2 separate regions of the Homo sapiens genome follow, and region 2 is linked to region 1. Evidence: read pairs that join two places in POLR2A ChIA-PET (ENCODE). Cell type or tissue: MCF 10A. All regions are shown on one strand. Links, peaks and the distances in the headings refer to the core of each region. The heading gives the core; the rest is flanking DNA. Region 1 has its middle 16 kb from the start of NUTF2P4. Region 2 overlaps LINC01356 (long intergenic non-protein coding RNA 1356).

What was found. ChIA-PET counts read pairs that join two places held together with the same protein. Peaks named below come from ENCODE experiments on the same cell type or tissue, not always from the same donor. Only the 100,000 strongest peaks of a DNase experiment are listed, where the experiment ranks them.
Region 2: POLR2A ChIA-PET joins it to region 1 with 5 read pairs; 2 of 35 experiments call an interaction of 5 or more read pairs at or near these places.

Annotation. Positions count from the first base shown.
Region 1 is chr1:112,761,536-112,765,884 of GRCh38, reverse strand. No RefSeq gene overlaps it. Among named protein-coding and RNA genes, the nearest start is that of NUTF2P4, 16 kb to the right of the region's middle. RefSeq lists an enhancer at 2,397-3,024. In MCF 10A, for the core only: no CTCF peak of the experiment used is centred there; a DNase peak (open chromatin) is centred at 2,604.
Region 2 is chr1:112,842,858-112,847,249 of GRCh38, reverse strand. All of the region lies in intron 2 of LINC01356 (long intergenic non-protein coding RNA 1356), which reads left to right. Among named protein-coding and RNA genes, the nearest start is that of LINC01357, 4.8 kb to the left of the region's middle. RefSeq lists enhancers at 437-1,071, 1,072-1,706, 3,015-3,964. In MCF 10A, for the core only: no CTCF peak of the experiment used is centred there; no DNase peak of the experiment used is centred there.

The sequences.
Region 1 (4,349 bases), core at 350-4,349:
GAGATTAAAGTAAAGACAGGCATAGGAAATCACAAGGGTATTGACTGGGGAAGTGATAAGTGTCCATGAAATCTTCACAATTTATGTTTAGAGACTGCAGTAAAGACAGGCATAAGAAATTATAAAAGTATTAATTTGGGGAACTAATAAATGTCCATGAAATCTTCACAGTCCATGTTCTTCTGCCATGGCTTCAGCCGGTCCCTCCGTTTGGGGTCCCTGACTTCCCACAACATGCATTTACTTGGTAACCAGGGGAAAAAATGAAGATTGAAATAATTTGATAGCAACAACTCAGACTTTCAAGACCCAAAGGATGGAAGCAGGCTGATCCATTGTCAGGAGACAGACCAGGTGTGACCTTTTGATGTTCAAGTTTCCTTATCTATAAAGTGGAGATAATATTTCCTAAGTATCTACTTCCTATGAACAATGTTAGAATTAAATAACATAGTTTTCTTGGGAAGCTGAGGTGGGCAGATCACTTGAGGTCAGGAGTTTGAGATTAGCCTGACCAACATGGTAAAACCCTGTTTCTACTAAAAATACAAAAATTAGCCAGGCATGGTGGCATGCACCTGTAATCCCAGCTACTCGGGAGGCTGAGGCAGGAGAATCACTTGAATCCAGGAGATGGAGGGTGCAGTGAGCTGAGATCGTGCCGCTGCACTCCAGCCTGGGTGACAGAGCAAAACTCTGTCTCAAAATAAATAAATAAATAAACAAATAAATAAATAACATAGTGTTCTTTTTTCTTTTTTGAGACAGAGTCTTACTCTGTTGCCCAGGCTGGAGTGCAGTGGCATGATCTCGGCTCACTGCAACCTCCATCTCCTGGATTCAAGTGATTCTCCTGCCTCAGCCTCCCAAGTAGCTGGGATTACAGGTGCCCACCACCACGACTGGCTAATTTTTGTATTTTTAGTGGAGAGTGGGTTTTACCATGTTGGTCAGGCTGGTCTCAAACTCTTGACCTCAAGTGATCTGCCTGCCTCGGTCTCTCAAAGTGCTGGGATTACAGACGTGAGCCACTGCACCTGGCCATAAGATAGTATTTATAAATGTACATGGTGTTAAATAAAGATTCATTTTTTATGCTTCCTAATAAAATAAGAGTTCAGATATAAGTGACGGGCGTTAGTGGGTGCAGGAAAGAAAGATTGGGGTGAACCAATGAGTGGGTAATGAAAATGTAGAGCTTGGTATGGTGGCTCATGCCTGTAATCCCAGCACTTTGAGAGGCTGAGGCAGGAGGATCACTTGAGTCCAGGAGTTCAAGACTAGCTTGGGCAGCATGGCAAAACCCTGTCTCTACAAAAAATACAAAAATTAGCTGGGCATGGTGGTGCACACCTGTGGTCCCAGCTACTCGGGAGGCTGAGGTGGGAGAATCACTTGGACCCAGAAGGCGGAGGCTGCAGTGAGCCAAGATCATGCCACTGCACTCCAGCCTGGGCAGCAAAGTGAGACCCTGTCTCAAACAAACAAACAAACAAAAAACAAAAAAAAGAAAGAAAGAAAAAGAAAATATGGTATATATACACCATGGAATACTAGTCCGCCATAAAGAAGAACAAATAATGTCTTTTGCAGAAACTTGGATGAAGCTGGAGGCATTATTCTAAGTGAAGTAACTCAGGAATGGAAAAGCAAATACCTTATGTTCTCACTTACAAGTGGGAGCTAAGCTATGGATACACAAAGGCATAAAGAGTGGTATAATGGACTTTGGATACTCAGAATGGGGAGAATGGGAAGTGGGTGAGGGGTAAAAAAACCACATACTGGGAACACTGTACACTACTCAGGTGATAGATGCACTAAAAACCGAAGTCTGCTTCACCAAAATACAATTCATCCATGTAACTAAAAACCACTGTACCTTAAAAGCTATTGAAATTGTAAAAATGAAAGACTGGAGTGAGAGCTTGGACGGCTATTTTCAGGTCCCACCCCATATTCCCAGTGCCTACTGCATTCCATCTTGTGAGGCCTCTGTCCTCCTTGTGCAGGGGCAGCCCAGCACAGACCACTTCATTTGCCTCTTCAAAAAGGGAAACCCCAAGCCAGCGCCACCTCTCATCCTACTGACTCTCCTCTGAGATCAGGCCCTTTTGTTGTTGATCCTGAGTCGTTTTTACCCTCACGAGTCATGTGTGTCCTTGAGGTTGCTCTTTACAAAATTCAGGGAGTAACTCCCTTTCCCCCTGCGTACCTGCAGCATTTTTTTTTTTTTTTTTTTTGAGACAGAGTCTTGCTCTGTCGCCCAGGCTGGAGTGCAATGGTGCGGTCTCAGCTCACTGCAACCTCTGCCTCCCAGGTTCAAGCAATTCTCCTGTCTCCGCCTTCCGAGTAGGTAGAATTACAGGCATGCGCCACCACGTCTGGCTAATTATTGTATTTTTAGTAGAGATGGGGTTTCACAATGTTGGCCAGGCTGGTCTCCAACTCCTGACCTCAGGTGATCCACCCGCCTCAGCCTCCTGAAGTGTTGGGATTACAGGCGTGAGCCACCGCGCTGGCCACTGCAGCATTTTTCTGGCCCTCGACAGCTCTGTGTCTGTGACTCTTCTATTCTCTCCTTTCTCCCTCTCTAGAGGCTAATTGACATGCACAGACATGTTCTTCAGGGTTGTGTCCTCAATGTTAAAAAATGTGAATGGCAAGTAAGATTTCTAGTCTGAAGTTTATCCTTTGAAGTCTTTTAACAAGTCACCAGGGATTGAGAGGGGCGCAGAGATGGGGCCTGAGAGCTGTTGCTGCTTCCAGGAAAGGGATGGAATGCCCCCACAGTTCCCAGACAACCCCTGAGAAATTCCTTCAGAGATTTCCTCTGATGCTTTTCTGGAGACCTTTCCAAGAATGCTGGAGAATGCAGGCTTCTTAATCCATAGAGAGACCACAGTAAGTAGAGACTCTCAGAGCTCTACTTACACGCAGCCACGCCACACATGCTCAGCTCCCACACAGGGCATTTACCTCCAAGCACTCACACAGAGGTCTGTGCTCACACCCAGCTCCCAAGCCAGAAGCATGAAAACAAGAGCTATCTACAGCCTGCCTACAACATGTGATGCTATTACATACCTTGTTCTCAAATCATGACACTAATTCTGTATAGTAGGAATTATTAATTACCTTTTCACGGATGAAATTGGCTGAGGAATGTGAAGTCGCTTGCCTAAAGTCACAGAGCCGGCAAGTGGCAGAACCAGATTCCAGTCCCAAGTGAATCTGTTCCTTCTGCTGTGCCAAGCTGACTTCCGGTGCAGCCAGCAGCTGGGCCCTAACAGGATCAGTTAGTGTGAAGAGCACCCAGCCTCATGGATTTCCAGAGAAGGAGCTCTTTTCCTCTGTCAGGTAATTGGATTTTCTGCAGAAGGGAATCTTGGTGCTTAAATAAGTTTGATCAATGATTTACACCCTCTCTCTCCTCCCTCTTCCACTTGCAGGAATTGAATTTTGATTGAAAAATAAGCTTTAACCATTCACTTCATTCGTCACTGAAAATTGCTTCAGTCAAATGGCAGAGAAAACAGCCAAAGATAAACGTGGAGCTGAACCACTTCCTTCAGCCTCTCACCCAGCCCGGGGAGAGCTCCTATAGCACCCATGGAACAGCAACCTTAAAAACCACAAAGTACCACTTCTACCAGCTGGCAGCAGTTACACTAAATTTGTCTAAGTAAAGATAGTTTCATCCAACTCTAGACTTGGGGAAGGTCATGTTTCAGAGATGAAAAAAACAGACATGATTGTTTAATTCACGTAGGGAAAGAAGAAGCACTTTACACATGTTATCCACACCTGGCCTTCCCAAGCTGCCTCTCCAGAAATCCTAGGATGGAAGAAACGAAATGCATCTATCCAAGTGGCTGGTATTAGAGAAAGGGTTCTTGTGGCTCGGACACATACATCACCCACAGACTGGCGTGCATGTGCATGCACTCACCACACACACAAATACATAGGCTTCAAAAAGACACACAGAGCCCCGGGCATACTTCTTAAAACATGATAGTGATTCAACACGCATTAATAGGAGAAGACTTTGTCTATAAAGGAAACAGAAAGTAGAGTGAAAGTAAGAATTCATTTTATTTGTTGAATAAACAAATAAATAATCAAATAAATATGCCTTCCTGTGACAAATATGTATTGAGTAACTACTACATGCTAGCCTCAGTTCAGGGGTAGGGATATAACAGTGAGCAATAAGTGGCAAATAAAGCACAGCCCCTGGCCTAAATGTGTTTACAGCCTTTTGGGGAAGAAAAACAATAAACGGACAATTTCAAAACCCTATGATAAATGCTATAGTATCAACTTTGTTTAGGTTTTGACTCTTA
Region 2 (4,392 bases), core at 295-4,294, 81 kb before region 1:
CCTTTAATCCCAGCTATCCCAGCTACTCGGGAGGCTGAGGCAGGTGAATTACTTGAACCCGGCGGGGTGGAGGTTGCAGTGAGCCAAGATGGCGCCACGGACTCCAGCCTGGGCGACTCCGTCTCAAAAAATAAATAAAATAAGAAAGAAAACAGAGAACAGGGCCAGGCATGGTGGCTCACGCCTGTAATCCCAGCACTTTGGGAGGCTGAGGCAGGTGGATCACTTGAGGTCAGGAGTTCGAGACCAGCCTGGCCAACATGGTGAAACCACGTCTCTACTAAAAATACAAAAATTAGCGAGTCATGGTGGCATGCACCTGTAGTCCCAGCTACCCAGGAGGCTGAGGCAGAAGAATCACTGGAACCCGTGAGACAGAGGCTGCAGTGAGCTGAGATCACGCCACTGCACTCCAGCCTGGGTGACAGAGCAAGACTCTGTCTCAAAAAAACAAAACAAAACAAAACAAAAAACAGAGAACAGAGAAGTAGATTAACAACTTACTGACAATCTTTGGAAAGAGAAATTGATCGTTGCAGTTATTGTAAGTGTACTGTAAAGGAAGTGATTTTTATTTTAATGACTATATTCTAGGGTTTATATTGTCAGCATTTAAGCATTCATGTAAATAGTCTAAGATGAATAAACTTTAATTTTTTTTTTACTCTTAATTTAGAGAAAAATGTAACATGCATGCCCTGGGGATTTCTATTTAATTCTAGAACTCAGATTGTTTCCTTTAAACTGATATTATGCTTCTATAATTCAAATGGAACATTTAGAAATGCTAGCATAAGTAACTTTTAGTTTCAAACGTTGCTATCGTTTTCAAAAGTTATTTTGCAAATCCTCAGTTTCATATGTAACCTGAATTTAAAATGATCTCTCCTGAAATAAGAGCGCCGGGCCGGGCGCGGTGGCTCACGCCTGTAATCCCAGCACTTTGGGAGGCCGAGGTGGGCAGATCACGAAGTCAAGAGATCGAGACCATCCTGGCCAACATGGTGAAACCTGGTCTCTACTAAAAATACAAAATTAGCTGGCCGTGGTGGCACTTGCCTGTAGTCTCAGCTACTCAGAAGGCTGAGGCAGGAGAATTGCTTGAACCCGGGAGGCGGAGGTTGCAGTGAGCCGAGACTGCAGCACTGCACTCCAACCTGGTGACAGAGTGAGACTCGTCTCAAACAACAACAACAACAACAAAAAAAAAAAAAAAAAAAAAAAAACAATGGGTGCTTCAGGACTTCTTTCCCAACTCTATTACACAAATCTTATCTCTCGGTACAAAAGAAAGGCTAACTCACTCATTCCAGTTCAAAACCTTTGGGGAGAAAATAGATAGCTCTGGAGAGAAAAATATTGAAGGAGACAAACTAATTTCACCTAAGCATCAAACTTCTGCCTTTTATGTATGTGACTGCCTTCTATCATGCTTAGAATTTGAAAGAGTGATGGTTATAACAAATGTTTATCAACTCACTGCTTTGAATGCAAATGAGTTCAGACCTTTTGAAGACTGGCCAGTAAGTGGCACTTTTCCATAAATCAAGTGAGCAAAGCACCAAGGTTTTGATGAAGATATATTTAAAGCACTTATAACACAACATACAATATGCCAGAAATTATATCTTTGCAACTGTTAAACAGCACATTTAGTAAGCAATGTGTAAGGGGATATATATATATTCCAAAGTTCTTTTGGGACAAAACAGTTTAAGACCACAGACTTGGGAGTCACTTTAACACACATTTAGTTCTCTTGAATGTAAATCTGAGATGTTATGTTAAAAGACAATAGAATACTATGGCTAGGTGTGGTGACTCATACCTGTAATCTCAGCACTTTGGGAGGCCGAGGTGGGTGGATAGCCTGAGGTAAGGAGTTTGAGACCAGCCTGGCCAACATCGTGAAACCCCATCTTTACTAAAAATACAAAAAATTAGTTGGGCATAGTGGCCAGTGCCTGCAATCCCAGCTACTCGGGAACCTGAGGCAGGAGAATCACTTGAACCTGGGATGCAAAGGTTGCAGTGAGCCGAGATCACACCACTGCACTCCAGCTGGGCAACAGAGTCAGACTCCATCTCAAAAAAAAAAAAAAAAAAAAGAGTAGTATAAATTAGGACTTTATGTAATCCACTTTTTGATTCCTGAAAAATAAGTTGATTTTTAATCTTTAGTTATAAATGTCTCTCTAGATATTCAGGATACATTATAAATTTGGTTTTAAAATAGATTTAAATCTGCCGGGCGCGGTGGCTCACGCCTGTAATCCCAGCACTTTGGGAGGCTGAGGCAGGCAGATCACGAGGTCAGGCGATCGAGACCATCCTGGCTAACATGGTGAAACCCTGTCTCTACTAAAAATAAAAAACATCAGCCAGGTGTGATGGCACGCGCCTGTGGTCCCAGCTACTCGGGAGGGCGAGACAGGAGAATCGCTTGAACCCGGGAGGCAGAGGTTGCAGTGAGCGGAGATCAGGCCACTGCACTGCAGCTTGGGCGACAGAGCGAGACTTGGTCTCAAAAAATAATAATAATAATAAAATAGATTTAAATCTATAATAGTTTTTTTTTTTTTTTTTTTTTTTTTGAGACGGAGTCTTTCTTGCTTTGTCACCCAGGCTGGAGTGCAGTGGCCTGATCTCGGCTCACTGCAAGCTCCGCCTCCCGGGTTCACGCCATTCTCCTGCCTCAGCCCTCAGCCTCCCGAGTAGCTGGTACTACAGGCGCCCACCACCAACACCCGGCTAATTTTTTGTATTTTTAGTAGAGATGGGGTTTCACCGTGTTAGCCAGAATGGTCTGGATCTCCTCACCTCATGATCCACCCACCTGGGCCTCCCAAAGTGCTGGGATTACAGGCGTGAGCCACAGCGCCCAGCAACGGGTTTTAAAATTATTTCAATAAATCAGGCACTCTAGAACACAGTGAGGAGGCGCAACAATTACGTAATAATTTTTTTTGGGCGGGGGATGGAGTTTCACTCTTTTATTTTTTTTTGGAGACAAAGTCTCGCTCTGTTGCCCAGGCTGTAGTGCAGTGGCGCGATCTTGGCTCACTGCAAGCTCCGCCCTCCCGGGTTCACGCCATTCTCCTGCCTCAGCCTCCGGAGTAGCTGGGACTACAGGGGACCGCCACCACGCCTGGCTAATTTTTTGTATTTTTAGTAAAGACGAGGTTTCACCGTGTTAGCCAGGATAGTCTCAATCTCCTGACCTTGTGATCCACCTGCCTCGGCCTCCCAAAGTGCTGGGATTACAGCTGCCCGCCACCATACCCCGCTAATTTTTGTATTTTTAGTAGAGACAGGGTTTCACCATGTTGGCCAGGCTGGTCTCCAATTCCTGACCTCAGGTAATCTGCCCGTCTCGGTCTCTCAAAGTGCTGGAATTACAGGTGTGAGCCACTGTACCCAGCTACTGTCAGTTTCATATGCTTTTATTTTTTTTAATTTTTTTTGGTTTTTTTTTTTGAGACAGTGTCTCACTCTGTTGCTCAGGTTGAAGTATAACAGCATGATCTCGGCTCACTAAAACCTCCGCCTCCCGGGTTCAAGGGATTCTCCTGCTTCAGCCTCCCAAGTAGCCAGGATTACAGGCGCATGCCACCACACCCAGCTACTTTTTTGTATTTGTAGTAGAGACGGGGTTTTGCTATGTTGGCCAGACGGGTCTCAACTCCTGGCCTCAAGTGACTCGCCTGCCTCGGTCTCCCAAAGTGCTAGGATTACAGGTGTGAGCTACCGCGCCCGGCCCCAGATTGGGGAAACTTTGAAATGGCTTCTACACGGATCATAACTCTTGCAGGGGAAATGGAAGATGCTTATTCTCTCAAGGACTTTTGATTACCTCTGTTTGTCTGCTCCATCAATGAGTGAGTGGCAATGGGTGGAAAATTGTATTTCTAAGAACTTCATGGCGTAATCTTACTCATTCTGATGAATAATCAAAATAATCAGGGGAAGACAGAAAGGTGGAAGACAGGGAAATGAACTAGGAAGCTGTTACATTAAACTATAGGAAATGGCGACCTGATCTCAGGTGTAGTGGTTGTGAGAGTGGAGAGGAGGATAGGTTCAAGAGCTATTCATGTTGGTCAGATATGGGGCATGAAGGCAAATGAGAGAAGGATGGCTCCCAGCTTCTTGTTTGGCCAGTGATTTGAGCTGGTGATCGAATCATCACATAAATGGTAATGATGCCACTGAAACAGATGTGATCTGGGTGTAGAGTATTGATTTAGAAGGTCATGTGTGAGATGCATGTTTTTGTTTTTGTTTTGAGACGGAGTCTCACTCTGTCACCAGGCTGGGGTGCAATGGCACGATCTGGGCTCACTGCAATCTCCACCTCCTGGGTTCAAGTGATTCTCCTGCCTCAGCTTCCTG